Linked DNA regions of Homo sapiens: all the other regions are linked to region 4. Evidence: chromatin contacts called from ENCODE Hi-C or POLR2A ChIA-PET data. All regions are on one chromosome and are shown on one strand. Each heading gives the region's core, a stretch centred on a gene start or an enhancer-like site at or near the end of the contact. The rest is flanking DNA. Distances are from core to core; before and after follow the strand shown.

Region 1 (2,886 bases), core at 343-2,842, 420 kb after region 4:
AAGTGAATGGATTCAAGAAATATTTAAAAGGTAGAGCTGATGGGATTCGGTAAATGATGCAACCTGGGGAGCAAGGGACAAGGTAGGAAAAAACGGAGAAATCAAGGAAAACATCCAAGTTTCTACTTTGGGCATTGGACAGATGGTGATATCCTTTACTGAAGGTGCAGGAGGCAGAGCAAGTTTGAGGAAGGAGATGATGGGTTTACATTTAGACAAGTTGAGTCTGAAGTATACAAGGGTCATCTCGATGATGAAGAACTGTAGGTAACTGGATTCTCTCTAAGCCATCACATGTCTCAGTATCCCACTTCAACTGGTGACCACGGTCCTCCTCTCTAAGCCGCAGAGCTCTCCATAAACCAACCAAGAAGTGCTTTGAGTACCACCTGTTGTCTAGATATTATTAGCCTCTCATTTTAATAACTAATAATTTTAAATTTGCTCTTCTCCAAAATTCATCCTAAGTGAGAACAGGATGTGGGTACACCCAACAGATAATTAGGTATGTACTCTCACTCGATTTAAAGAGAAACGATTGTGGCTTTTCTAATTCAATTAGGTTTTTGTTTCTTTCTTTCTTTTTTGAGATGGAGTCTTGCTCTGTCGCCAGGCTGGAGTGCAGTGGCGCGATCTCGGCTCACTGCAACCTCCGTCTCGTGGGTTCAAATGATTCTCCTGCCTCAGCCTCTTGAGTAGCTAGGACTACAGGTGCCTGCCACCATGCCCAGCAAATTTTTGTGTTTTTAGTAGAGAGGAGGTTTCACCATGTTGGCCAGGATGGTCTCAAACTCTTGACCTCGTGATCCGCCACCACGCCCAGCTAATTTTTGTATTTTTAGTAGAGGCAGAGTGTCACCATGTTGGCCAGACTGGCCTCGGACTGCTGACCCCAGGTCATCCGCCCACTTCAGCTTCCCAAAGGCATAATATATTTTTATCTTTGAAAATGCAATACATTGATAAGGTAAACCCATGTTAATTCAGAAACGTACGGAAATTTGCTCTCCAAAGTTAAATAACATCTGCTAAAGTATTTCAGTTTTCTCAGAGCCACTGAGAACTGATCAATCTCGAGGGATCCATGTGAAGGTACATCCAAGTTTTCCTTGGCCTCTCTCTATGTGGGTACCTGCTTAGGGGCTTCCCACCCCCATTACCATGTCAGGATGGCCAAAGGGGGACAATGATGCCTACCCTCATGTGGCATCATTTACTAAGGTCCTTCAATTGCCTGCTTAGATGCCACCCTTGGGCAAATTTGGGGAAGGTACCTCCAGGTGGATGTGTTAGAAAAAGGCACCCCTGGCCAGGCGCGGTGGCTCATGCCTGTAATCCCAGCACTTTGGGAGGCTGAGGCGGGCGGATCACAAGGTCAGGAGCTCAAGATCAGCCTGACCAACATGGTGAAACCCCGTCTCTTCTAAAAATACAAAAATTAGCCCGGTATGGTGGCTCGTGCCTGTAATCCCAGCTACTCAGGAAGCTGAGGCAGGAGAATCGCTTGAACCCAGGAGGTGGAGGTTGCAGTAAGCCGAGATCACACCATTGCACTCCAGCCTGGGCGACAGAGCAAGACTCCATCTCAGAAAAAAAAGAAAAAGAAAAAGAAAACGAAAACGGCAACCCTTCCTCCCCCGCAGATGCAGCCTCCCTCAAGGGTACACAGCTCAGTGGACCGATTTTAATTCCAGTCCGCCCCCTCAGCATACTCCCACAGGGGGGCCCTGCCACCCACTCCGTGGCCCACTCATTGGGTGCAAAATCCATCCATGCAGTTACATTACAGGTCTTGTAAATTAACACTCATCACTAGGGAAACCAGTTTTCTGGGAAATTAATAAGCTGTATGGAAATCATTTCCTAAGATTCCGGCGGCAGCCACAGAAACTTAAGCATGATTCAAACTCCTCAAATCTCTTCCAAGATTGCAACTTATTTCCTCCAAATAACTCTGTAACTCTTCAAAACCTGTGACTTCACCAAGCTCTCGGCAGTACAGAAATGGAAAATGAGCAGTCTCCAGTCGTGCGGTTTGAAACTAAGGCGCTGCGCCTCCCTGGATAAGTATCAAGGTCAGTGTTCCGACAACTTGCCAAAGTTCTATCACTCAGGAAGTGCAGTCTACTGGCCTTTGAGTGCCTCAGAGCTTAAGTTCCCAATAAGTCACTTTTCTCAAGAAGCAGGTCAACAAATCCCCTCATCCTAGTCACTCACTATCTTAAAATAAGCTAATCTCTATATCCTTTGACTTCAACTACCTCCATATGTCCATAAACTGGTAATGGTTCAGAGTTCAGGCATAAGGAAAATGCAGAATCTTAAGCATTTCCTCCAACACATCATTCAATAAACCTGACTTGAAATGTGGCCTGGTGTCAGCTGGAGTAGCTCTGCTCCTTTAAGGTCTAGATAAAACAGGTTGCAATCCCATTCCTGTGTCCTGTGGAAAGTCCAGGACTCTCCCTGAGATTTCTGCAAATGGGGCAGGGCAGGGAGGACTGTGCACACAGCTCCTGCAGCTCTCAGTCCCAGCCTCCTCTGCATTGAGGGTCTCCATTCTGTCCCCACGGTTGTTCCTTTATCTAGGCGCTGGTGTTATTTCAGCAGGACCAGCCCTTTCACTTGCAGGTTGCTGCTGTGAGGAGAACGAGGGAGCTGCCCCGCACCAGCTCAGACACTCCTCAGACGACTCATTCTCAAAAGTCCCTTTGCAGCTGGACGTGGTGGCTCACACCTGTAATCCCAGCACTTTGGGAGGCCGAGGCAGACAGATCACAAGGTCAGGAGTTCGAGACTAGCCTGACCAACATAGTGAAACCCCGTCTCTACTAAAAATACAAAAATTAGCTGGGCATAGTGGTGTGTGCCTGTAATCCCAACTAC
Region 2 (2,970 bases), core at 323-2,822, 350 kb after region 4:
TGTTGCCCAGGCTGGAGTACAGTGGCACGATCTCGGCTCATTGCATCTTCTGCCTCCCAGGTTCAAGTGATTCTCCTGCCTCAGCCTCCCAAGCAGCTGGGACTACAGGGGCACGCCACCACACCTGGCTAATTTTTTTGTATTTTAGTACAGATGGGGTTTCACCATGTTGGCCATTCTGGTCTCGAACTCCTAACCTCAAGTGATCTGCCCACCTCGGCCTCCCAAAGTGCTGGGATTACAGGCATGAGCCACCATGCCCGGCCAGGGCTATTTTCTTGATTCAGAGTTATTACATCTGGGATCAATGGATCGATCCAGAAAGTCTGTGAACCCCTACAATAGTATGTGAACATTTGCACATGTGGCATTTTTCTGGGAACTTAGTTGGCAGGGGACAGGTGAGTTACTCCCTGGTATCCTTCCACCTAAGTACAAAACCAACACAAGAGAGAGAGCTAAGTCAAAAGATCCAGAGAGGAAGAGAGCCAGAGTCTTGACTAGACGGTGCTTGGAACCCCACCTCTGGACATTTAAAATTCTGGGTCAATAATTGTTTAAGGGCTGGGCACAATGGCTTAAGCTTATAATCCCAGCACTTTGGGAGGCCAAGGTAGGAGAATCAATTGAGCCCAGGATTTCAAGACCAGCCTGAGCAACATAGTGAGACCTCGTCTTTACAAAAAATGTAAAAATTAGCCTGTTGTGGTGTTGCATGCCTATAGTCCCAGCTACTTGGGAAGCTGAGGAGGGAGGATTGCTTGAGCCTGGGAGTTCAAGTTTGCAGTGAGCCATGATCACACCACTGTACTCTAGCCTGGGTGACGGAGCAAGACTCTGTCTCTAAAAAACTAAAAATAAAAAGGAAAAGAAGAATTGTAGAGAAATCCTACCTATTCATGAAGTTCATTCTTAAAAGCTACTTCTTCCTTGACGGCTTCTCCTATTCCCCAACATGGAATCCCTCCCTCCTCTGTGCTCCACTGGGCACCTTGCTTTCCCCTTTTGTGGAGCACCCAGAGTACTAAGGTCAGTTGAGACAAGCATCTCAAAGCAGCTTCTAGGTCATACTTGGGTATTTATTTCTAGCAGCATCTAGCAGAAAGTCTGGAAAAAGAAGAGAAAGAGGGACAGAGGAAGGACATATTTATCACTTAGTATGCACCAAGATCTGTGCTAGACACATTCCCAGTCATTATTTCACTTAACAAATAAATTTTATTTTTTAACAAGTGTATTTTATTTAACAGGTAAAAAAGGGAAGGTGTTAGAATTAGCATTTGTATAAAGGAGCAAATAGAGAATTCAAAGAGCGATGCAAGTTCACACTGCTAGGAGGCAGTACAGTTGATGCTCCAGTCAGCATCGTGGTGCCTTTGTAACTTGTTGCATTGTTGAGCTAACAAAATGCCAGGAGAGTCTGAAGAGGCTTTATGAGGACAGAGGCAGGTGGGGGATCTCCAAGTTGCCTAAGTTCCTCCAAAATATACTTCAATAAACACTTTTAGTGTGAGGGGTGTAGGGCAACATCACATGATCCCAACCAATGGCTGGGAAACTGATGATGCGCAGGGCAATCATGGGAACCAGAAATGGGTTTCTTTTAAATATGCTTTTGCTTCTTCACATTCAAGATTATTCAAGACTTCAAGGTAAATTTTCTGTCTCGGCCTGTCCCGATGACACATGAACTTGTTTGTCAGAGCTGAGAGATGACAGATAATGGCAAAAGACAGCCAGCTTCCTGTTTGGGGGGACATGTGAGCAAAAGGTTGCAGCCAGCCACCTGACTCTCAAATGAGGAGACTAAAAATACAATCAAAGAAACCACTTGAGACGTGGCTGCAGTTCCCACAAGAAGTGTCTGCCTCCAAGAGAAAGCACTGCCTGTTCCTCATCTCCACTGCCCCTCCTCTGCTTCCCCATGACGTTCTCCAAAATCTGAGGTCCTAGGGGACTTCACCCATGTGACTCCATGTCTCCCTCAAGGTGCCTTCAAATCCACTTCAGAATCACTGAAGTCCTATTTTAGTCCACATCAGCAATTCTGTTGATCATGGTGTCCAAGTGGCTTTGGCGTTATTGCAAAGGGTCTATAAAGACATTGATATTCTTACCTTCAGCTCCGACAAATCAGCATGTGTGAAGGTGTGATGAGATTAATAACATTTAAATTTATTTCAAAGTATTTCTGAATTCATTGTAATTTTTGTTGTTGTTTTTTGAGACAGAGTCTCATGCTGTCACCCAGGCTGGAGTGCATGGTGTGATCTCAACTCAATGCAACCTTCACCTCCCGGGTTCAAGTGATTCTTGTGCCTCAGCCTCCCGAGTAGCTGGGATTACAGGCTCGCACCACCACACCCAGCTAATTTTTATATAATATTTTTAGTAGACACAGGGTTTTGCCATGTTGGCCAGGCTGGTCTCGAACTCCTGGCTTCAAGTGATCTGCCTGCCTTGGCTTCCCAAAGTGCTGGGATTATAGGTGTGAGCCACTGTGCCCAGACAATTGTAAATTTTTTGTCAAAACTTTTCTTCTCCAGCAATAGACACTAAAAGTAAAGTTCCTCTCCTGTGAGGTCTGTGTTGGTGTTTAAAAGGGGTCTTCATGCTAAAAATTTGTGAATTACCATTGATTCTAATCTTCCATCCTCACCTCTCTTCCCCTCTCCCGGGCGATGCTCCAGCTCCGTTCCCGTGGCAGTATGTCTCACAGTCCCCCAGGAGGGGCATTCTCTGCTCCCTCTAGCCACTCCTTTCAGTCCTTGCTCTAGACTTGGCTGAGAAACCTGCTGGTTCCTGGAAGCCTCATGGAGTGGGCAGAAAAGGAAGGAACTAAGACCTGCAAAAGACCTGCTCACTAAGGCAGGGCAGGTGTTGAGGGACTGAGGCAACTGTGGAAGTGGACTGGGGAAAAGACCAGCAGTGTGGCAAGCTTACAATTGTGTTCAATCAGCAAACAGCCCC
Region 3 (2,874 bases), core at 223-2,722, 450 kb before region 4:
GATCTGTGGCACAGCCATGTGAATATACTTAATGCTACTGAACTACACATTTTAAAATGGTTTCAATGCTAAATTGTATGTTTTTACCACAATTAAAATTTTTAAAAATTGTTTTCAAAAGGAAAAAGTGTTTAACCATTAACATTTTTATACATTTAGTTCAAATTAACTTAAGCAGTCCTGTCCATAGTACATTGAACTGTACATAATACATTGCATTTAAAAATGGGCCAATAAGCAAGCTCATGCTAATAAAATAAATCAAATAACCTTGTGACTTTGGGACTCACTGGGCATGTGTTCCAAAGAACATACCATGCCTAGTGCTGTGGATATCAACAGGGCAAGATAAATGTGAAGGTTAAGAGTAGCCCTTCAACTTCAACTGCAATTTCTCCAGCGAGTTAGCCACAAGGTCCAACTGACCACAGGTGTCTCTTTAGATTAGGTGGTGAGAAAAAGACTGAAAAAGTCCTAGTCTTTGGCAACTACAAGATCATTGAGTGTCTAAGTTGTGAGGAAGGAATAAGAGAAAAAGTGAACTAGTTTGTGGTCAGTCCGAGACTCCATCTAGATTTTAGGATGGAGTGGCAGTGAGGGGTTTTGTAGGAGGGGCTTTCACAGATGGAAGTCATACCAAAGTGAGGGTCTATCATCTTAGAATCTCCAAAGGCAGATGGCATGGGTTCAAACCCTAGCTCTGCCACTTACTAGGTGTGTGGTTAGCTTCACAAATAACTTTATCTTAGTGTGTCTACTATCCTCCTCTGTAAAACAGGAACTACAATGGTAATAAAGTAGTACCTATCTCACAAGATGGGTAAGTAAATTAAAAGAATTAATAGTGTGAGGCCAGGCACAGTGGCTCACACCTGTAATCCCAGCACTTTGAGAGGCTGATGTGGGCGGATCACCTGAGGTGGGGAGTTCAAGACCAGCCTGACCAACATGGAGAAACCCCATCTCTAATAAAAATACAAAATTAGCCAGGCATGGTGGTGCATGACTGTAATCCCAGCTACTCAGGAGGCTGAGGCAGGAGAATCGCTTGAACCTGGGAGGCGGAGATTGTGGTGAGCCGAGATCGTGCCATTGCACTCCAGCCTGGGCAACAAGAGCAAAACTCTGTCTCAAAAAAAAAAAAAAAGAATTAATAGTGTGGCACTTGACATACAGAAAGCACCCGTGTTAGCCAGGATGGTCTCGATCTCCTGACCTAGTGATCCGCCCACCTCGGCCTCCCAAAGTGCTGGGATTACAGGCTCAAGTCTGCTTTTAGCTTCCCTATCTTAGTACACCTAAAAGGGAAAGGAATGTGCTTATTAAGGCCCACTGTTTCACTGAGACCCACTGTATAGGTGTGAAGTTTGGTGATTACCCAGGAGATTTTCCCCAGCTCCTTCTGTGTGGGAGCTGTCTTATCTGTGTTTTACTGTTTGCTCTTTCAGGCTGCTTGTTGTTAGAAGAGAAGTGACTTTTTGAACTGCATGAGATTAGAAAGGGAGCTATGTCTGAGCTGCTTTTTGTTAAAAGGAAAGTTTTCTGCCAGGGACTCACCTAAATAATTTCTCTCTGCCTCCTATAACATATTTCCCCCCTCTGAAATGGAATCCCTAACTGCCGTTAGGGGGAATTGGGTGATGACTTCTTCTGGCTACTTCCTGCTGGAGAGGGGCATTGTGTGGGGAACAGCAGCTAGGGCTCCTCCTGGGGTTGATTTAAGGGTTCCTGGTAGAAGGGAGGTTTCATTTTCAGCTTTATTTAAAGCACCATTTGAAGCTTGGTGGTTTCTAGGTGAGAAGAGATAAAGTTTACAAGGGGGCTTAGAATATAGGGTTCAACTGTGAGTATTAAGACTGCCATTATTAATGGGGGCACAATAGGCCATAACCATGACTACTGAGTTTGTTTGATACCTGCAAGCCATTTAAATGGATTGTGCTATTGTAAGTGGGTGTATGGGGCTTGGCTTTGTTTAGCTTCCTTGGTCTCACCTTCCCTGAAAAAAAGGAAACCTTGGGGTTATAGGTTACCTGTCAGTATTTGTAGGATAATTGCCCAGAACTAGAACATGTTTCCAGATTTTTACATTACCCATGCTTTTTTGTTTCCTTTGAGCTGCAGCCAGAGATTGACAGAAATAAACAGGGTTAGTTTAAAATGTAGGCAAGAACTTAAAAACAATTAATGAGACTACAAGCCAATGACAGATGTATAAGTTTTAAAACATAATTTTTCTCTCTTTAGTCCTCATTTTTGTTAAAAACAACTTATGGTAGGACTGAGCTGTTTGCAAAACAGACTTTAGTTTTAAACTTGGTCTGATTATTTGCATAAAGTCCAGCAAGAATAACCATCTTTTAGATCAGCTTTGATGGAAACTTTTTCCATAAGGAATCTCAGATAGGACCTTTTAAAGCCAAGCCCAGGAATGGGTTGAAACCTTTAAATACATGCGAATTGGGTAAACTTCTTTCTTCTTGAGGTTCCAGGTGCATGGGGTTTCTAGGCCTGTTAGAAAGTGACATTCTTTACTCACCGCAGGCTAGGAGCCCTGTACTGAGAAGCTGTAGTCTAGGTATGAGGCCAGTTTCCTAAGGTGCTTTTTATTGGCTTTACAAGTCAAGCCTGACTCCTTAAAGGGGAACACACCCTTCCAGTCAAAGCCTTGGTAAAACAACCAGTTTTTCCAATTGTGTCCTGTTGCAAAAGAAAATGGATTCTTGTTGCATTGATGCAAACTATATTGTTGTAATTTAAGAATACTTATAACTAGTTTTCAAATTCTAGAGGAACTAGGCAGAGAGAAACAAACACGCTTCAAATCCTATTTACAGGAGTATACTTTACTTAGTTGTTAAAGGCTGTAGCTAG
Region 4 (3,276 bases), core at 652-3,151:
AACGGAGACAATAGCAGTACTTACAAAGCTGTTTTGTGGATTAAAGCACTGCGAACAGTGCCTGGCATGCAGAGAGTGCCAGGAAGCCATGTCCATCATTGTTAATTACCATGTGCTGATGAGCCCTGTACTGAGTGAAGAAGGGGCTCAAGGTCAGGTTGTGAGGTGAATGGGAGAGGGACTGGAGGGACAAACAGGAGATACGAGTTAACATCACTGAGCAAAATCACTGCAGTAATTGCTGTCCAGGTGCTACCTCATTTGTTTCCCCAGTACTCCTAGCAGAGGATATTATTCTCCCCATTTTTCAGTGAGGGAACTGAGCACCCGAAAGGTTGGGTGATGTGAACAAGGCCTCCCTGCTGGGAAGGGTCAGGGCAAGGGTTTGAATCCAGTTCCGTGCCACCCCTCAAAGGCCTCCACCTCTGAGGAAGAAACCTCTGATGCATCCTTCACCTAGCTCACCTCTGAGAATTTGTAGCTCAGAAAGGAACCGGTAATGTGGGCATTTTCTCTCCACTTGCCCTTGCATTTGTCAATACTCACTGTATTTTTATTTTTATTTATTTATTTTTTTTGAGACAGAGTCTCACTGTTACCTAGGTTGGAGTGCAGTGGCATGATCTTGGCTTACTGCAACCTCCGCCTCTTGGGTTCAAGTGATTCTCCTGCCTCAGTCTCCCGAGTACCTGGGATTACAGGCGCCCACAACCATGCCCGGCTAATTTCTGTATTTTTAGTAGAGGCGGGGTTTCACCGGTGGCCAGGCTAGTCTCGAACTCCTGACCTCAAGTGATCCGCCGGCCTCAGCCTCCCAAAGTGCTGGGATTGCAGGTGTGAGCCACCACGCCTGGCCTGTCAATACCATTGTGTTTCTGAGCCTATCCATCCATTCAAGGAGCGCTCACATACAGGTCACTGTGGGTTACCGCTAGGCTGAGATTGTTTTGCTTTTTTAATAGCTTGCCCTGTGGAGCGTGATGATGACTTCCTCTTCTGTCCCCTAAAAGAACCTGAAACTGTAAGTGTGAAAGTGTGGCGCAGGGGAGAACTGCCTAGGCAAGGGCAGCTGGCACGACCCTTCTCACCTCTTCCCTAACATTCCTAGCATTCATGTTACAAGCAAGGGCCACCGCGCCCCCTGCTTGAGCATGTTAGCCGGGCGGTAGGGACGGAGACAGTTCTCTCATGACGTTCGAGTAACCAGGAAACTTCATCACAGGGACAACACCACAGCACCCGAGGACTCAATGTCTAGGGGGAAAAGCTCTGGAGAAAGCGGAGGGTCGGATCATAAAATAATCATAAACTCAGCGTCCCAGACGGCATCTGGGATGGGAAGTACAATGATCATTTAAAAAAAAAAAAGTCTTTGACACTCTTCCTACACCTTTCTGAAATGGCACAATCTGTCAGACCACATCTGATGCAAGGAAAAGCAAGACAGGAGCGCTTTTCCCGGATAACAAAGCCAAGACTCCCATTCCTAAACCCTAGCTCAGGTCTCCATCTCTTAAATCCGAGTGACCTCTACAAACTCTCCCTGAGAAGGTGTCCAGAACCCTTTTGGAAGCGAGGGACAGTGTCACTGTCTTTGGGGTTGACACCTGCTCTGAGTAACTCACGGAAAACAAGTTCCAGCTGGGAAGCCCTTGGACGCGCCACACCTCCCTACCCGCAGCCCGTCCTGTGGCGCCCGGGACTCCAGAGTGCGTTTAGATGAAAGGGGACCGACACGTCAGGGCCACCGCGGGAAGCGCTGAGGGCCACTCACCGGCCAGGGACGCGAAGAGCGCGGCCGCCGCGCTGAGCTGCCGGGGCATGGTGGGCGCTGGGCGAGGTTCTGCAGCGTGCGGCGAAGTCCGGGCAGGCCCCGAATCGGTGCCAGAGAAACCTACCTGTGCCGGAGAAACGAAACCACCTGCTTATGAGAAGCAGCCGAAAAGCCCGCCCAGGGCCGCTGGGCGGGGAGGGAAACTCCGCCGGCCCCCTCCTACCCCTACGGAGCAGGGAGGGGCGGGGACTCGGCGCAGCCGCCGGGGCCCGGGCCTCTGGGACCGTTTACCGCACGCGCGTGGTCCCGGCAGCGCCGGCCTCCTCCGCTCATACCCTGGGTCTCCTCCTTTCTTTTTCTTTTCTTTTTGAGACGAAGTCTCGCTCTGTCGCCCAGGGTGGAGTGCAGTGGCGCGATCTCGGCTCACTACAACCTCTGCCTCCCGGGTTCAAGCGATTCTTCTGCCTCAGCCTCCCGAGTAGCTGGGATTACAGGCATGCACCACCACACCCGGCTAATTTTTGTATTTTTAGTAGAGACGGGGTGTCACCATATTGGCCAGGCTGGTCTCGAGCTCCTGACCTCGTGATTCGCCCGCCTCGACCTCCCAAAGTGCTGGGATTATAGACGTGAGCCACCGAGCCCGGCCAGGGTCTCCTCTTTTATTTCTTTTCTTTTTATTTCTTTTGTTTTGTTTTGTTTTGTTTTGTTTTTTGAGACAAAGTCTCGCTCTGTCGCCAGGCTGGAGTGCAGTGGCGGGATCTCGGCTCACTGCCCTGGTTCAAGCGATTCTCCTGCCGCAGCCTCCCGAGTAGCTGGGGTTACAGGCGCCCGCCACCACGCCCAGCTAATTTTTGTATTTTAGTAGAGACGGGGTTTCACCCTGTTGGCCAGGCTGGTCTCGATCTCCTGACCTTGTGATCCGCCCGCCTCGGCCTCCCAAAGTGTTGGGATTACAGGCGTGAGCCACTGCGCCCGGCCCAGGGTCTCCTCTTTTCTAACAGCTCGGGTACCTTTCTGGGAACCCAGAGACGCTTCTCAGCCGGGAGAAAGCCAGCCACTAGGCGAGCAGGAGCCTAAAAACCCCTAAGCACCCTGACTCCATGTCTTCCCAGGGAGTCTGCGGCAGCCGCGCTCCACGCCCAGGCCTCGCCAGGACCGCGGTTTGCGGGAAGCAACAGGAGCACAGCCCAGAGGCGCTAGGTCTGGCTGGGAGCTCGCGCTGCCGACTCCCCGGCGTGCGGCGTCGGGGAACCTCTAGGAGCCTTGGATTCTTCAGCTGTAAAACGGACATAATAATGCCCACTCCCAGTGTGTTTTTTTATTTTCTTTTTTCTTTTTCTTTCTTTGTTTTTGTTTGTTTGTTTTTGTTTTTGTTTTTGAGACAGGGTCTCACTCTGTCGCCCAGGCTGGAGGGCAATGGCGTGATCTCGGCTCACTGCAAACTTGGGTTCAGGCGATTCTCCTGCCTCAGCCTCCACAGTAGCTGGGATTACAGATGT

What was found. Hi-C counts contacts between places; a loop is a spot of excess contacts on that map. ChIA-PET counts read pairs that join two places held with the same protein, here RNA polymerase II (POLR2A). Pooled maps may share reads with other maps.
Region 1: a pooled map shows a loop between it and region 4 (2.3-fold over the local background). The contact joins the enhancer-like site here to the promoter of LAMP3 in region 4. A Hi-C loop is called at or near these places in 7 of 37 single-sample maps with no recorded cell type and 5 of 50 pooled maps.
Region 2: a pooled map shows a loop between it and region 4 (3-fold over the local background). The contact joins the enhancer-like site here to the promoter of LAMP3 in region 4. A Hi-C loop is called at or near these places in 8 of 37 single-sample maps with no recorded cell type and 6 of 50 pooled maps.
Region 3: a loop to region 4 is called in a pooled map, with 6 times the contacts of the local background. The contact joins the enhancer-like site here to the promoter of LAMP3 in region 4. A Hi-C loop is called at or near these places in 2 of 168 maps with a recorded cell type or tissue (K562 and PC-9), 14 of 37 single-sample maps with no recorded cell type and 13 of 50 pooled maps. POLR2A ChIA-PET finds 5 or more read pairs at or near these places in 4 of 52 experiments (BJ, Panc1, activated naive CD4-positive, alpha-beta T cell and 1 more).

The regions. Positions count from the first base shown.
Region 1 is chr3:183,578,484-183,581,369 of GRCh38, forward strand. No RefSeq gene overlaps it. Among named protein-coding and RNA genes, the nearest start is that of KLHL6, 24 kb to the left of the region's middle. RefSeq lists an enhancer at 1,518-1,767 and a silencer at 2,438-2,732. Within about 2 kb of position 1,593, at least 6 of the 41 ENCODE cell types and tissues checked have a DNase peak (open chromatin) inside an H3K27ac peak, as active enhancers do.
Region 2 is chr3:183,514,704-183,517,673 of GRCh38, forward strand. The region is part of intron 2 of KLHL6 (kelch like family member 6); the gene reads right to left. Among named protein-coding and RNA genes, the nearest start is that of KLHL6-AS1, 33 kb to the right of the region's middle. RefSeq lists an enhancer at 1,627-1,906. Within about 2 kb of position 1,573, at least 8 of the 41 ENCODE cell types and tissues checked have a DNase peak (open chromatin) inside an H3K27ac peak, as active enhancers do.
Region 3 is chr3:182,714,824-182,717,697 of GRCh38, forward strand. No RefSeq gene overlaps it. Among named protein-coding and RNA genes, the nearest start is that of LINC02031, 72 kb to the left of the region's middle. RefSeq lists a cis regulatory region at 355-444. Within about 2 kb of position 1,473, at least 2 of the 41 ENCODE cell types and tissues checked have a DNase peak (open chromatin) inside an H3K27ac peak, as active enhancers do.
Region 4 is chr3:183,160,833-183,164,108 of GRCh38, forward strand. It overlaps LAMP3 (lysosomal associated membrane protein 3), which reads right to left and starts at 1,902. Exons shown (of 6, transcript NM_014398.4): 1 at 1,775-1,902. The coding sequence starts at 1,823. RefSeq lists an enhancer at 1,081-1,290 and a silencer at 1,903-2,112.